2 separate regions of the Homo sapiens genome follow, and region 1 is linked to region 2. Evidence: read pairs that join two places in POLR2A ChIA-PET (ENCODE). Cell type or tissue: OCI-LY7. All regions are shown on one strand. Links, peaks and the distances in the headings refer to the core of each region. The heading gives the core; the rest is flanking DNA. Region 1 has its middle 95 kb from the start of SPRY4-IT1. Region 2 overlaps SPRY4-AS1 (SPRY4 antisense RNA 1).

Region 1 (8,591 bases), core at 274-8,273, 150 kb before region 2:
TTTACATGTCCCCAGCAAGAAACAGCTCTGGACTTTTGCTTTACCCCTTTGCAGAGCATTGTCAACCACTAGTCCTCTTAGTCATCCTCACCCACACTCAATAGGCCCTGCCAGTTCTACCTTTGAAGTGTACCCCAAATTCGTCCTCTCCCAGCCCCATTGCCCAGTGCTTCCTGTTCTCACCAGGCCATGTGCACACGCTGCCAGGGAGGCTTTTAAAGATGTTGGCCTCGGCCAGGCACGGTGGCTCATGCCTGTAATCCTAGCACTTTCGGAGGCCAAGGCAGGCGGATCACTTGAGGTCAGGAGTTCAAGACAAGCTTGGCCAACATGGTAAAACCCCATCTCTACTAAAAAATACAAAAAAACTTAGCTGGGTGTGGTGGTGGGCACCTGTAATCCCAGCTACTAGGGAGGCTGAGGCAGGAGAACTGCTTGAACCTGGGAGGCGGAGGTTGTAGTGACCTGAGATGGTGCCACTGCACTCCAGTCTGGGCTACAGAGCAAGACTCTGTCTTAGTGTATGCTTATTGTAACTTGGAACTAAAAAGCCCTTTCCATGGCCGTAGTGGCCCATGCCCTTTCCCATCTGCGTCTTGTACTCCACACCCCTCACCCACCGCCCTTCACCTTTCGCCAGGATTTTGTCTGAATGGATCTAGTCCCAGCTGCATACGTTCAGCATAGACAATGATTAAAACCTAGACTTCAGGGGTCTGTAGCTGGAGGCAAGTTGCTCTGTGAGCCTGTTTCCATACCTGTTCAATGAGCATAGGAAACGCCACCTCTGACAGATGTTTAAAGAATGTTAATGGGAAAGTCTCTTTCCCATTTAGGCTAAAACAAAAGTACCTCCTTAGTATACTTTATACTTTAAACCTTCCAGGGCACTTTCCCATTCGTTCTCTTATTTAAAGCTACTGAAATCTGGGCTGGGTGTGGTGGATCACTTGAGCCCAGGAGTTCAAGACCCGCCTGGGCAACATGGCGAAGCCCCATCTCTACTAAAAACACAAAAATTAGCCAGGCTTGGTGGCTCATGCCTGTAATCCCAGCTACTTGGGAGGCTGAGGCAGGAGAATTACTTAAACCTGGGAGGCAGAGGCTGCAGTGAGCCAAGATCGCACCCTGCACTCCAGCCTCAGTGACAGAGCGAGACTCCATCTCAAAATAAATAAATAAAACTATTGGTCGGGCGTGGTGGCTCATGCCTGTAATCCCAGCATTTTGGGAGGCTGAGGCAGGCGGATCACCTGAGGTCGGGAGTTCGAGACCAGCCTGACAAACATGGAGAAACCCCCGTCTCTACTAAAAATACAAAATTAGCTGGGCATGGTGGTACATGCCTGTAATCCTAGCTACTCGGGAAGCTGAGGCAGGGGAATCGCTTGAACCTGGGAGGCAGAGGTTGTGGTGAGCCAAGATCGTGCCATTGCACTCCAGCCTGGGCAACAAGAGCGAAACTCCATCTCAAAAAAAAAAAAAAAAAAAAACTATTGAAATCTGCATATGGTTGGGTGTGGTGGCTCACGCCTGTAATCCCAGCACTTTGGGAGGCTGAGGCTGGTGGATCACAAGGCCAGGAGTTCAAAACCAGCCTGACCAACATGGTGAAACCCCGTTTCTACTAAAAATACAAAAATTAGCTGGGCGTGGTGGTGCACACCTGTAATCCCAGCTACTCAGGAGGCTGAGGCAGGAGAATCACTTGAACCCAGGAGGTGGAGGTTGCACTGAGCTGAGATCACGCCATTGCACTGCAGCCTGGGCAACAGAGCGAGACTCCGTCTCAAAAAAAAAAAAAAAAGAAATCTGCATATGAAGCAGGGTGGGCGATGTGGTCTCCTTATCAAGCAGGAAGTGGCCTCAGAGAGGTTAAAGCCCTGTTCAAGGAGACACAGGGAATGGATAGTGAAACTGGGACTGCAATGACAGCTGCACTTGAACTTCTCCTGAAGGTGATGCTGCGGAGGGACCAGATGAAGACTCTGAGCCCCAAAGCCAGCCAGCATCTAAGGGACAGACCTCTGCTTTCAGGTCAGCCCCGACACGGCTGCCTGCTCAGGGAGGCCGACTTCCCTACAGCCCAATTCTGGGGCACTCACACATCTCTCAAATTCTTCAGTGTTCACCCTCTCCCTGGTCTTCTCCCATTGCACTTCTCCCGCCACTGACCTTGGCTTCTCCAGCCTTCCCTCCTCCAGTTTACAGCCCCAATTCACTGGGCAGTGTGGGGAGCTTGGGCCAAGGGTAGGATTTGGCTGTGGGGTGGGTGGGGTCACAGGGCAGCGAAAGCTTCACCAAACATCTTGCCCACTACCTCCACAGTCCAAGTCCGGGGATGCATTTCCTAAGGGGAGCCCAGTTCGGTATCTAAATCCTTCAAGGTGGGGAGCCAGAGGGAGAGGGGTGTTAAGATCTTTAACTTCCAGAATTCACATTCTTGCAATGAGCGGGACCCTGTCCGGCTAAGAAGCATCAGTACCACAGGAGGGAGTTTAAACAGGAAGAGGAGATTTTGCTTTGTGGTTGTGATTTTAATGCTCTCCCGGCTGGTTGGATGAGTGCCTACTTTCTGGGGCTGGGGTGGTAGGGTGGAGGTGAGAAGGTGGTGGGGGAAGAGAATAGGGAGGAAAGGAGAGTCCTCAAAAAAGTAGTGTAGCTGCATGGGAGAAAGCGATGTCTGAATCCTGTGAATCCCCTGGAGCTGCTTCCCAGCTGTTTGACCTTGTGAAATGGCCTAACTTCTCCCAACTTCCATTTCCTCATCTGTATAAAAGCAGGGACAATACTTCCTTTATTAAGCAAATATCTTCTGTCTGCCTACCGTATGCTTGACCCTGTGCAAATGAACAAGACAAACAGGAGACAGGATCTCTGCCGCCCTGGAGCTTATATTCCAGGAGGGAGACAAACAAGAAATACATCAACTATAAACAAACAAGATAATTTTGGATCATGCTAAGTGTTAGTCAAAAGCCGAAAGGGAGTGGGGAACATGGGACGGACAGGGAACTCCTCTCTGAGGACGTAGCCTCTGAACAGAGTCCTGGAAGCTGAGAAGTCAGTTCTGGAAATGGAGGAAGAGTGCTCCAGGCGCAGGGAACAGCAAGTGCAAAGGCCTTGAGATGGGAATGGGCTTGACGCGCTTGCAAAACAGGCAGTGGCCTGAAAATATAAAATGTGGTGAGCAAGCGGAGAAGTGGTTTGAGCAGAGGTGGGAGAAGTAGGCCAGAAACAGATCACACAGGGCTTTGGAGGCTATGCTGAGGGGTTTGGAAGGCTTTCGAGGGTAAGTTAAGCAGGAGAATGACATGATTAGGTATGTATTTGAAAAGATCACCACCATGAATTTTCTGAGCCTCATTTTCCCCCTCTGTTAAAAATGAGCATAATAATACATATCTCACAGGATTATAGAGGATTAAAAGACTTGAAAGTTAAAGCAACAAGCAAATTGATGAACATATATGCCCGAGGTGCACAACAAATGCCAGGACCATGATGTGAAGACTTTTTAGGAGCTCTGAAGAGATCTGCTTAGGAGTGAGGATGGTTCCTAAAGAGTTAATCAAACCTGTCTTGGGAAAAGCAATCCCATGCTGCTAATATAATGGTAAAGGATGCAATTCAGGCTGTTTATTTTTTAGAGATTCAGTGCTCCTATTAAGCAATCACTCTGTTTATGTCACTGCTAATTGAAGTAAATTGCTTTCTGCAATCAAATCGGGAAGTTCCCCCTTCCGATCACGAAAGGGACTTGGACTCTGGTTCCTGATTTCCAGTATTTAGTCTGACTTGAGATTTGCCCTGTAATTAATTGCATACATTCCACTGATTTCCTTAAACAAGCAGTTGGTTTGCCGTTGGGTCGGCAAGGGATGCGTTGATTTTGAAATTGCCCCTGGGATAGGAAGTGTTCCGCCTCCCTTCTCTCGCAACCCCAGCCACAGCAGCCTTCTGGCTGATGGAGCTGGTGGGGAGTGGGCCTCACAGCAGATGTGAGAGGTGGAAGTGAGCAGCAGGTGTGACCGCTGTGGTCCAGAATCCTCTTGGTGCCCCCGCCCAGTGGAGAATTCTAGTGCATTAGAACCAAAGCCCGTGAATCAGGCTGGAGGAATTCCGGGCCATGGGCACAGGCTTCCTCGCACCAATCATCAGCTCTATTTTCACTTCTCTGAGAGGCATGGGAGGAAGTGAGGGGAGGTGGGCAAAGAGCAACACTGCATCTGAATAAGCACCCTAAGAGCCCCGATCCTCTCCACGGCCCAGTCGCTGCCACCCACCCCACACCCCACCCCCAGCTCTCCGTCGTGTGCATAGGCCTGGAGGATGTTCAGGAAGGTGTGAAGGGGTACCCCAAGGAGGTGGGAGTAAAGAGTTTTAAGGCCTGTGGCCCAGCCCCAGGGAGGAGCACTCCAGCGCCTGCTCCTGGTCTTGGGGAGCAAGAGCAGGGGATGAGGAGGAGTATTTGATGCTGGACACAGCTGTTAGGTTAGGTTGCCAGGTCACTGAGAAAACAGACAGTGTCCGCCCCATCCTTCATCCTTGACGCTGAAAAGAAAAAAAAGGGCCTCAGGATTTAGTTGAAGGTGAAGACGTTGGGTGCTTTACCTTGAAGTGTGGAGAGCATCTCTTTATGGATTAATCCTGTGACCCTGCAGAAAGTGGTCTTCAAGGCCCAGCTCAGTGGCTGCCTCCCACATGAAGTCCTGTCTGATGCACTCCCCAGGAGTCTCCCTCTCACAATTCCCTTGGACTGTGTGCCTCTGGGGCAGTGCCACACCTGTCCTGCCCCGCAGTGGGCTCTATATTTGAGTTTCCTCATCCACCGACAAAGCACCTGGCGTGAGTGAGATTCTGCTAGGCTGGGGATTCTCAGGTGAGCTGAAGTCCGGAGTTCAAGACCAGCCTGGTGAAACCCTGTTTCTATTAAAAATACAAAAATCAGTGGGGCGTGGTGGCACGTGCCTGTAACCCCAGCTACTCGAGAGGCTGAGGCAGAATTGCTTGAACCCAGGAGGCGGAGGTTGCAGTGAGCCAAGATCACGCCACTGCACTCCAGCCTGGGTGACAGAGTGAGACTCCATCTCAAAAAAAGAAAAAAAAAGACTCAGTTGAGATACAACCCCTACCTTCAAAGAGCTACCAGAGCCGCAGAAGAGTTAGGTAAGTAACAGGAAGTTAATTAAAGAAGTAGCATTGGCTGGGTGCCAATGGTGACTCATGCCTGTAATCTCAGCACTTTGGGAGGCCGAGATGGGCGGATCCCTTGAGACCAGGAGTTTGAGACTAGCCTGGGCAACATGGGGAAACCCCATCTCTACCAAAACTACAAAGACTAGCTGGGTGTGGTGGTGTGCACCTGTAATCCTAGCTACTTAAGAGTCTGAGGTAGGAGGATTGCTTGAGTCTGGCAGGTTGAGGCTGCAGTGATCGCACACTTACCATGAGCCAGGCACTGTACTGAATGTTTTATATGCATTGACTTATCAAACCCCACTATATCCATACAAGGGAGAGACTCAGTATATTGAGTTTGCCGATGATGAAATTGAGGCTAAGCCACTTTGGAAAACAGGGAGGCAATTTCTTAAAGAGTTAGACAACCCATACTTTTTCTTCCCCATACAGCTCAGCAATTTCACTGCTATGTATAGACCCAAGAGAATTGAAAACATATATCCACACAAAAACATCTATACAAATATTACATAACAGTAATATTTATAATAGCCCCAAACTGGAAACAATTCAAATGTCTATCAACTGATGAGTGGATAAATAAAATGTGGTTAATTTATACAATGAAATATTATTTGACAATAAAAAGGGAAGAAGTACCAGTATATGCTACAGTGTGGATAAACCTCAAAAACATTATGCTATGTGAAAGAAGCCAGACATAAAAGGCCACATATTGTATGATTCCATTTATAGGAAGTGCCCGGAAATGCCAAATCTATGGAGACAGAAAGTAGATTGATTAGTGGCTGCCAGGGAGTGAGGATGGGATGAGGACGAACTGAATGGGCACCAGGGATTTTACTGGGGTATTAGAAATGTTCTAAACTGAATTGTGGTGATGTTTGCACAACTCAGTAATATCTACTAAAAATTATGACATCGTGGCCGGGCGCAGTGGCTCACGCCTGTAATCCCAGCACTTTGGGAGACAGAGGCGGACGGATCACCTGAAGTCAGGAGTTCAAGACCAGCCTGTCCAACATGGCGAAACCCTGTCTCTACTAAAAATGCAAAAATTAGCTGGATGTGGTGGCAGGTGCCTGTAATTCCAGCTACTTGGGAGGCTGAGGCAGGAGAATCTCTTGAACCCGGGAGGCAGAGGTTGCAGTGAGCTGAGATCATGCCATTACACTCCAGCCTGGGTGACAGAGTGAGACTCTGTGTCAAAAAAACAAAACAAAAAAAATGAGGCTAAGTAAGATGGAGCAACTTGTCTGAAGTGATTAGCTGTTAAGTGATGAAGCCAGAATTCAAACCCAGGCAGGAGTGCAGTGGCACAATCATGGCTCACCCTAACCTCGAACTCCCGGGCTCAAGCAATCCTCCCGCCTCAGCCTCCTGAGTGGTTGAGACTGTAGGTGTGCATCACCATGCCCAGTTACATTTGTTTTTACTTTTTGTAGAGATAGGGTCTTACTATGTTGTCCAGGCTGGTCTCCAACTCCTTGGCTCCAGTGATCCTCCCACCTCGGCCTCCCAGAGTACCGAGATTACAGTCAGAGCCATGGAGCCTGGCTCAGAGACCGCATTCTTAACCACTGTGCAACATTGCTTCCCTGAGGTAGCTTATCTCAGCCCAGCAGGGGCATGCTCACATAGGCTTGGGATGAGGCTGGCTTTCTTGGGATATCTCTGGGAAAAGTAACGCTTGAGTTGTGTCTGCAAGTCTTGCGTGCAAGTTCTCCTCCACCAAGAAGGCTTCTGGGTTCCCATCTTTAACCCTCCCTACCTTTTAAGAGCTGGATCTTATTGAGTAAACAGAAGAGTGAATGCCTACAGAAAGCAGGTGACACCAGCCGTCTTCCCACCATGATGAAAATCCATAATCTGGTGACTAATGTGGCCTCTGGAGAGGTGCTTAGCTGGAAACAGGCCTCACACTAGGGCTCTGGCCCCACTGAGGTCCAGGGCTGATTCCCACAGGCAGAGATGTCCTCTGCCCCTCTTTAGGCTGGAAAGAGGATAAACTTCCTTCTTTGGGCCTTTTGGGAATTCTTGGCTTTCTGGGGGCTTCTTCCAGGGGCACATTTGAATTAGGGCCAGGAAGGCAGAAGGAAACAAGCACTTTAAAAAGCATTTTCCAAAACCCTTCCAAAAGCATTTTCCAAAAACTTTCCGGTTTGGTCCTCACTGACTTAGTCACAGCAGTGTACAAAGAGCAGGGTGGCAGGAGCGGCCCCCCGGTGCAGGCAATAAGGGGGTGCATTGTCTGCAGAGAATGAAAAGAGAATAAAGAATAAAACCAACCTAAAGGTGCTTGCCATACACCAGCAATTCTAAACAATGTCAGGGAAAATATTCCTCCCACTGGGACAGGCTGCTTCTGTGCCCTGCCCTTGGTCTGCTACTGTTTGGTTAGGATAATTTAGTAGCAGGGTAACAGAGACTCATTACAAACTGGATTAAACCTAGAAGAGTGAATTATAAGGAACCAGGGTCTCTTGTGGAAAAGCCTCTGGGCAGTGCCTCTCTCCTTTCTCTGGCACCCTGTGACACCTCTGGTTTCTCTGTGTGTCAGCCTCATTGTTCCTTCTTTGCATGATGGCTTCCTCAGCTTTACTGAAGTAGCACATTCTCAGTTCAAGCAACCAGCAGAGACTGACCTGCATCTCTTAGTTCCAACTCCAAATTTCTGGGAGGCAGAATTGAACTGGTTCAGTGTAGATCCAGTGACCAACCATAATGCAATAGCCAAAGGAGGGTGTCCTAAAAACCAGGGCTTTTAGGGCACTTGGGGGTTTGTGTGCTGGCCAGACACCCCAAAACAAGTCTACTAAACATGCTGGGTGTTGTTTGAGAGAAGCTGAACAGTTCTTTCTTCAGGACCCCTAGGAACCTGTCTCTTTCCTTATATTCCTGTTTCTTTCTGATATAGCCCTTTTCACTTAAGTTAGCTGGAGTGGATTTTTATTTCTTGCAGCAGGAGAGTCCTTGACCAAAAAAAAAAAAAAAAAAAAAAAAAAAAAGAACATAAGTTGATGGGCAAAAGGGAACACATAAGAAAGGTGAACATCCCTGGTTGTGTGTGCACGTGAGTAGTGGGAAAGGGGTGGCCTCGCCTCTGAAAGAGGCATAAGTCTACGTTTATGCTTCGCAGTGGGGAATTTCCCTTTCCTTGGAGCACTTGGAAACTGACATAGGTTACAACAATGTGGAGACTTACACCTCTGCAGAAGGCAGTGGCACCTGCCTCTCCCCCTTCTTGTCCTGTACTTTCCCACAGATTTTCCATTCTACCATCCAGACAAATCTCAATATGAAATCCCCTGTCTGGATTGCCATGAGACAGATTTTTTTTTTTTTTTTTTTTTTTTTTTTAAGACAGAGTCTTGCTCTGTCGCCCA
Region 2 (8,591 bases), core at 351-8,350:
TGGCCAACATAGTGAAACCCCGTCTCTACTAAAAATACAAAAATTAGCCAGGCATGGTGGCGCATGCCTGTAGTCCCAGCTACTTGGGAGGCTGAGGCAGTACAATAGCTTGAACCTGGGAGACGCAGGTTCTGGTGAGCCGAGATGGCGCCACTGCACTCCAGCCTAGGCAACAAGATCAAAACGCCATTTCAAAAAAAAAAGAAAAAAAAAGGCACCTTGAATGTCACATTTGTCCTCTTCAAGGTACTTGCTATCTAAGGTGGGGGTGGAGAATCCTTTATTTTACAGAAACAGTGATTAGTTCTTAAGCCTTACTTCATAGATAAGGAAACTGTGAATCAAAGAGGTCAAGTGGGGCAGGCGCGGTGGCTCACGCCTGTAATCCCAGCACTTTGGGAGGCCGAGGCAGGAGGATCACGAGGTCAGGAGATTGAGACCGTCCTGGCTAACACGGTGAAACCTCGTCTCTACTAAAAAATACAAAAAATTAGCTGGGTGTGGTGGTGGGCACCTGTAGTCCTAAGTAGCTTACTTGGGAGGCTGAGGCAGGAGTATGGTGTGAACCCGGGAGGCGGAGCTTGCAGTGAGCCGAGATTGTGCCACTGCACTCCAGCCTGGGTGACGGAGCGAAGACTCTGTCTCAAAAAAAAAAAAAAAAAAAGAGGTCAAGTGATGTGTTCAAGGTCACAGCTATGAAGTGACAAGACCTTTTTTTTTTTTGAGATAGGGTCTTGCTCTGTCACCCAGGCTGGAGTGCAGTAGCGTGATCCCCGTTCGCTGTAGCCAGCGTCAAGCTCCCAGGCTTAAGCAATCCTCCCATCTTAGCCTCCCCAGTAGTTGAGACTACAGGCACTTATCACTGTGCACCACTAATTAAAATTTTTTTTTTTTATTTAGAGATGGGGTCTATCAATGTTACCCAGGCTGGTCTCAAATTCTTGGCTTTGTGATCCTCCCACATCAGCCTCCCAAAGTGCTGGGATTACAGGCATGAACCACCACGCCCGGCCTTCACATATTTTACTTACTTCCCACTTCCCTCCTTACCTCCCTTCCCTCTTAATTTCTGGCTGGTCAGTGAGCCCAGTAGGGCTATCCTGCTGCAATCACATCTGCAGTGACAGCGTTTCCCTGCTTCACACTCTGGGCTCCCTGGTGACTGTCCTGCTATGTACGAAGTTCATTGGAGGTGCACACATTAAGGGTGAAAAAATGCTGGGACCTCCTAACATACAGGGGAGGTGGGCTAGTGAGGCCACTCTGTATTTGGGCTTTAGAGTCACCCAGCCTGGGTGTTAATCCTGGCCTGTGCCACATTGGCAGTGTGACCAAAGGTATGTTATTTAATATATCTGTGCCTCTGATTCTGTATTTGCAAAATGGGGATGAGACCAGTACTTACCTCGTAGAGATGCAGGAAGTTTTAGAAGCATTAGTTCATGACAGCCCTGGCACTGATAAGTGTTAGGGACTATTATCCAAAACAAACACAAAACATTAGGTCCTACCTTGTTAGTTTTAGAGTTAATTGATTTAATTAACTGACAATAAAAACAACTAATAATAACAATAGCTAACATGTGCCTGGCATAGTGCCAAGTACCTTTAATTATTAACTTGTTTAAAAATCTGAAGGTACAAGAGGGATATGTCTCCCTCCTACCCTGTATTATTTAGGGTTCTACAGAGAAACAGAACCAATAAGATATAGAGAGAGGCTGGGTTTGGTGGCTCACACCTGTAATCCCAGCACTTTGGGAGGCTGAGACGGGCAGATCACCTGAGGTCAAGAGTTCGAGATGATCCTGGCCAACATGGTGAAATCCCATCTCTACAAAAATTAGCCGGGCATGGTGGTGCACATCTGTAGTCCCAGCTACTCGGGAGGCTGAGGCAGGAGAATGGCTTGAACCCAGGAGGCAGAGGTTGTAGTGAGCCGAGATCACACCACTGTGGTTTAGCCTGGGTGACAGAGTGAGACTTTGTCTCAAAAAAAAAAATATGCATAGAAAGAAATTTATTATGAGGGATTGGTTCATGACATGGAAGCGGAGAAGTCCCACATTCTGCCATCTGTAAGCCGGAGAATCAGGAAAGCCGGTGGTGGAGTTCCTTTCCAAGACCAAAGGCTGGAGGAACACAGAGCAATGGTGTAAGTCCCAGTCTAAGTCTGAAGACCCCAAAACCAGGAGTGCAGATGTCTAAGGGCAGGAGAAGATGGATGTCACAGCTCCAGAAGAGAGAATTAACTCGTCCTCTGCGTTTTTATTCCATGCAGGTCCTCAACAGATTGGAGGATGCCAGTCCACCCTAGTGAGGGTGATCTTTACTCAGTCTACTGATTCAAATGCTGATGTTGGCCCCAGTACAGTGGCTCACACCTGTAATCCCAGCAATTTGGGAGGCTGAGGCGGGCGAATCGCTTGAGCCCAGGAGGTTGAGACCAGCCTGGGCAACATGGCGAAACCTCATTTTTACAAAAAATACAAAAATTAGCCAGGCGTGCTGGCGCATGCCTGTATTCCCAGCTACTCAGGAGGCTGAGGTGGGAGGATCAGTTGAGGCCGGGAAGTAAAGGCTGCGATGAGCTGTGATTGCACCACTGCATTCCGGCCTGGGTGACAGAGTGAGACCCTGTCTCAAAAAAAAAAAAAAAAAAAAAAAGCTAATGTTTTCTAGAAACACAGACACACCCAGAAAGTATTTTGCCAGCTATCTGGGCATCCCTTATCCCAGTCAAATTGACACATAAAATTAACCATCACGCCCCCATGGTTTCCTCCATGGAAGCAGCCATTATTACCAATACTCTGCGTATCTTTTCAGATATCTTCTGTGCAGACGATTATTTAAATATCTTTCTACCCCTTCAGCTTTAAATGTAAGGAAACGGGCTCAGAGAAGTCATATAGTGAATTGTAATAATAGCTCCTATTCTGTGTGTGAGGCTCTGCCCTGGGCACTGTGTGATTTTGAATCCTGGCTACAACCATGCAGCATGAGACTTATTGTGTAGAATAGATGCTCCAGGCCTCAGTTTGCCTCAGTGGGTTGACTGAGGATTAAATGAAATAATCCATGTAGAGGGGCTTCTCAGATCCTGGCACATCATAACTGCTGAGTAGGTGATGACTGCAGGGGAGGGGAGGATCCGAGGTTTTTTTTTTTTTTTTTTTTTTTGAGACGGAGTCTCGCTGTGTTGCCCAGGCTGATGCACTTAGATCCTCGGCCGGGTGCGGTGGCTCAAGCCTGTAATCCCAGCACTTTGGGAGGCCGAGGCGGGCTTATCATGAGGTCAGGAGATCGAGACCATCCTGGCTAACACAGTGAAACCCCATTTCTACTAAAAATATAAAAAATTAGCCGGGCTTGGTGGCGGGAGCCTGTAGTCCCAGCTACTCGAGAGGCTGAGGCAGGAGAATGGCGTGAACCCTGGAGGCAGAGGTTGCAGTGAGCCGAGATGACGCCACTGCACTGGGCGACAGAGCGAGACTCCGTCTCAAAAAAAAAAAAAATACTAGGAATGTAAGTGAATATTTATTTCAAGTGAGAAACAGAGCTCTAACAATTTACACATTTTATCTTTTTTTTTTCTTTTTAAAAGTTTTTTTTTTTTTTGGCTGGGACCGGTGGCTCATGCTTGTAATTCTAGCACTTTGGGAGGCCGAGGCAGGCAGATCAACTGAGGTCAGGAGTTCAAGATGAGCCTGGCCAACATGGTGAGACCCTGCCTCTACTAAAAATGCAAAACTTAGCCAGGTGTGGTTGTGTACACCTGTAATTCCAGCTACTTGAGAGGCTGAGGCAGGAGAATCATTTGAACCTGGGAGGCGGAGTTTGCCATGAGCAGAGATTACACCATTGCACTCTGGCCTGGGCGACAAGAGACTGTCTCAAAAAACAAAATTTTTTTTTTTTTCTTTTGTAGAAATGGAACCTTGCTATATTGCCTGGGTTGGTCTCAAACTACTGGGCTCAAGCATTCCTCCCACCTCAGCTTCCCAAAGTGTCCGGGCCAGTTTACACATTTTAAAAGCCAACAAATACCTCAAACACTACACACTCCAGAAGAATAATAGGACATTTTTTCTTAATTTACTGCCTGACACACTTCTGTAGCACTTTTTATTCCTATATTATCCAGCTTCATACTCTTTGATCACTTCTTCATATGATAATGATTTTCTAAAATAATTTTCTGTAGAGCGAATAAAAGATAATTCAGTCTTTTCTCTAGCATGGGTGATCAAAATTTGCTTTTAGTTATTGATAGTCTAGACGCAAAAAATAAAGACATTCATAGACACAAACACTGTCTGTAGTATTACTACGTGTTTGTGTCTCTCAGAGGAATTTTAGTAAATTCAGTTTTGTGTTATTCCCACCAAAAATGAAAAAAGAATCTAAGGTGGGCCAGGCGTGGTGGCTCACGCTTGTAATCCCAGCACTTTGGGAGGCTGAGGCAGGTGGATCATGAGGTCAGGAGATCGAGACCATCCTGGCTAACACGGTGAAACCCCGTCTCTACTAAAAATACAAAAAATTAGCCGGGCGTGGTGGTAGGCACCTATAGTCCCAGCTACTCAGGAGGCTGAGGCAGGAGAATGGCGTGAACCCGGGAGGCGGAGGTTGCAGTGAGCCGAGATCGTGCCACTGCACTCCAGCCTGGGCGACGGTGCGAGAGTCTGTCTCAAAAAAAAAAAAAAAAGAATATGAGGTGCATTACAATTAAATGCACGTGTTAATAGAGTGTATTTCTTTTTTATTGTTATTATTTATTGAGGCAGAGTCAGGCTGGTCTTGCACTCCTGACCCCAAGTATTCCATCCACCTCGGCTTCCCAAAGTGCTGGGATGACAGGTGTGAGCCACCAAGCCTGGCCTAGTGGAGTATATTTCTGACAGACGAGAACTTCCATTTTGATTGACTCTTCACCTATTTTTCATGTCTAATAACGGGAAGCATTTTTCACAGGCGAGCATCTAACTATATACATTTTAAACCTTCCTTCTTCCCCACCACATCCTTCAGGATTGGGCCCTGTAGGATGTGTTCATATGGTGATACAACTTCTGATGAGGTGTCAGGACCTTGGTGGGGGGTACTTGCTACTGGAGTTTTACTGGGAGCTGTTCCTACCCTGGGAGGGTTAGCAATACTCAGCTTAATGATCTGCTAAACTCAATGTACCAGCGACTCAACTCCCATGTGCGTGCATCCCTGAATGCCCGTGGCCACTCTTAACGTCACACAACAGGAAGGGAGAAGGGGCAGAAGGGAGACTGGAGTGGAGAGAGATGGAGGTCTTTCCACTTGTGGTTAAAAGACTTGATGCTGGCAAATGTTAGAGAAACCAAAGACCATCCGATGGATGCTTTTCTTTCCGGGCCCTTTGCAAGACCTTGGAAGGGGCTGATCCAAGCAGGGATCCTGAAGCTTCAGCTGTGTTAGCCTCACGGTGGACCTGGTTAGTTATCACTTATATTCATGGTTCAGGGCAGTGTCATTTGAGAGCGAGCCGTGGAGCCCACTCAGGAGCTGCAGGCCTCGCTGGCATGTTAACATGCTCCATAAACCTTGGTTCCTCAGCAGGAAGCATGACACTATTAATAGTCTCCACCTCACTGGGAATATAAAGTCCACGAGGGCAGGCACTGGTCTGCTTATTGCTGTGTCCTTGGTGTATAGAACCCATGGGCCGCACTGAACATATGGTATGCTAGGTGTTGGGTGGCTACCCCCAAACTCTCAGAGAAAAGGAAACTGAGGCACAATGAGCTTACATACCTTCACTTGAAGCCAGACGTGTCCAGCTCCAAATTCCTTTTCCTGTACAACATGCTGCCCCTAGTCAACTGGATGGAGATCCGGGGTCTCGGCCTCCTTTCCTTCCTGCATATTCTCCCATGCAAACTGAACAAGCAGGGGAAACTTAGCCCACCTCTGAGTTCCTGAGATCATCATCTGAGTTATTCTCTCCCTTATGGATCTGAGAAGGAGTCCCTGGGATTTGTTCTGATCCATGGAATACATTGTTCTAGAGACTCTTTGGACTCCAACCTGAGTCCCTGGGAATGATGTGAGGTAGGAGATGTGGAAGAACAAAAATGAATGGTTTTGAGCCATAAAATAGTGAGCCTGAAAAACGAGTTTGGAAGATGAATGGCTTTGGGGCTTCTGGAACTTAGCAGGGGCTATCCTGGGAATTACTGACATTTCTGCCTCAGACCTCTGGGAGGCCACTGGTAAACCAGAGGCCACCCCCCTCCCTTCACAGGTCCATTGGATTCGAAGGGGTCCTCACACGAAGCAGGAAGTCACCCTGTATCTCAGAACTGTGGAGATCTCAGTCCGTGGTCATCTTGTCATACATGACATGGCAGGAGCCATGGTCCAGGGAACCAGGTGGCTGCCAACTTGCAGAACAGGCGACAAAACCCCAGCCTGGACCCCCAGACCATGCACTTCTCCCTTTGCCCTGCTTCTCCTCTGCCTGGTACAGGTTTCCAGCCAAGCTCTGCACCGGCTTCTATGTCTGTTTGTTTTCCTTAGAAGCTTCCTATAGAAAGCACCAGGTAAGGCTGAAGATGCTCACTTCCCCCTGTTGTTTAACAACGCAACTGGGATTTTGCAGCCTCTGCTTCCAGCCTAATTCTCCATTGAGCCCTGGGATAATATTTACACACAAATGCTGGCTCTAATCTCCACCCAGGAAAACACTAGCTGCTATTGAAAATCTTTTCACCCGTGATAGAAAGCAGAGCGGCCAGGCCTCACGCAGGCACCCTCGAGCTTCTCTGGAGAGTGTTAGGGAACAGCAAGTGTGTTTTATTTATATTTTTTTAAAGTCATCCCAGGGCTGTGTCCAGGCAACTGAGGGCCTGTCAAAGAACCGAATGTCTAATTCCCTTTAGAAAAAACAAAGGGATTAGGTGTCCCTGGGACTTTAACAAATGCATTGTTGGTGGTTTTGATTTAGGTTTCATTTAGGGAAGGCAAGTGCAGAAACGAGGATGCCAAAGATCCAGGCTACCAGTGTTGCGAAGATGCCTGGAGACAGGCATGCATAAAATGTTGGCGGGGATGTAAATTAGTGCAGCCTTTTGGAGGGAAATTTGGCAACATCTTTCATAAAAAATGAGCGTGACCTTTGATGCAGTAATTTCATGCTTTGTAAACTACACTACGTTAATAGTTGCACGTGTATACAAAAACCTATGTTAAAAAATGCTCACTGCAGTGACAAATAGGAAATCACCATGAATCTATCAGTAGGGGCCTGGTTTGATAAATTATATTTTATCCACAGAGTGGACTACTACATGGCCAGTAAAGAAAAGAACAAGGTGGGGCCGTGTGCGGTGGCTCAAGCCTGTAATCCCAGCCCTTTGGGAGGCCGAGACGGCGGATCACGAGATCAGGAGATGGAGACCATCTTGGCTAACATGGTGAAACCCCATCTCTACTGAAAATACAAATTAGCCGGGTGTGGTGGCGGGCGCCTGTAGTCCCAGCTACTCGGGAGGCTGAGGCAGGAGAAGCGTGAACCCAGGAGGCGGAGGTTGCAGTGAGCCAAGATGACACCACTGCACTCCAGCCTGGGTGACAGAGCGAGACTCCGTCTCAAAAAAAAAAAAAAAAAGAACAAGGTAGATTATAACAATGGCCAACATACATATAGCACTTACTGTGTACACACTAGTCTGAAAGTTCTATGTATTTTAGAATATCTGCACATTTATAATATTAACTCATTTGATTTTCTCAACAATTATCTGGTTACTATTACTAGAATTTTTTTAAATCAGGAAAGAGATGTTAAGTAACTTGTCTAAAGTCACATAGCTGGCGAGTCGGGGAGCTGGGCTTCAAGTCATCTGGCCTCAGGGTCTGGGTCAATAACCACTACCCAAATGCCTGTATGTACAGGCATGGAAAGATGCTTTTGACATATGATTAAGTGGAAAATTCAAGTAGCAGAGAAGTAGGAGCTTATCTTTTTCAGGTAAAAAGAAGCTGCATGTGTGCATGCCTACGTGAATATATTTTATATATTTGTAATAGTAAAGGTTCTGGAAAAATACGTGTTCAATCAGCAATTCTCAACCAGGAAGGGAGGTGAGATGGGCTACATAAAGAGGATTTTGGCTGGGGGCAGTGGCTCATGCCTGTAATCCCAATACTTTGGTAGGCCGAGGCAGGCTTGAGCCCAGGAGTTCCAGACCAGCCTGGGCAACATATTAAGACCCCATCTATAAAAGAAAAAAATTTTTGGCTGGGCGCAGTGCCTCACACCTGTAATCCCAGCACTTTGGGAGGCCGAGGCGGGCAGATCATGAGGTCAGGAGATCGAGACCATCCTGGCTAACACGGTGAAACCCTGTCTCTACTAAAAATACAAAAAATTAGCCAGGCTTGGTGGTGGGCACTTGTAGTCCCAGCTACTCGGGAGGCTGAGGCAGGACAATGGCGTGAACCCGGGAGGCGGAGCTTGCAGTGAGCTGAGCTTGTGCCACTGCACTCCAGTCTGGGTGACAGAGCGAGACTCCATCTCAAAAAAAAAAATAATAATAATAAATAATAAATAA

The links. Peaks named below come from ENCODE experiments on the same cell type or tissue, not always from the same donor. Only the 100,000 strongest peaks of a DNase experiment are listed, where the experiment ranks them.
Region 1: POLR2A ChIA-PET joins it to region 2 with 10 read pairs; 2 of 35 experiments call an interaction of 5 or more read pairs at or near these places.

What each region holds. Positions count from the first base shown.
Region 1 is chr5:142,218,602-142,227,192 of GRCh38, forward strand. No RefSeq gene overlaps it. Among named protein-coding and RNA genes, the nearest start is that of SPRY4-IT1, 95 kb to the right of the region's middle. RefSeq lists an enhancer at 4,830-4,879. In OCI-LY7, for the core only: no CTCF peak of the experiment used is centred there; a DNase peak (open chromatin) is centred at 5,210.
Region 2 is chr5:142,369,322-142,377,912 of GRCh38, forward strand. The region is part of intron 3 of SPRY4-AS1 (SPRY4 antisense RNA 1); the gene reads left to right. Among named protein-coding and RNA genes, the nearest start is that of SPRY4-AS1, 48 kb to the left of the region's middle. In OCI-LY7, for the core only: no CTCF peak of the experiment used is centred there; no DNase peak of the experiment used is centred there.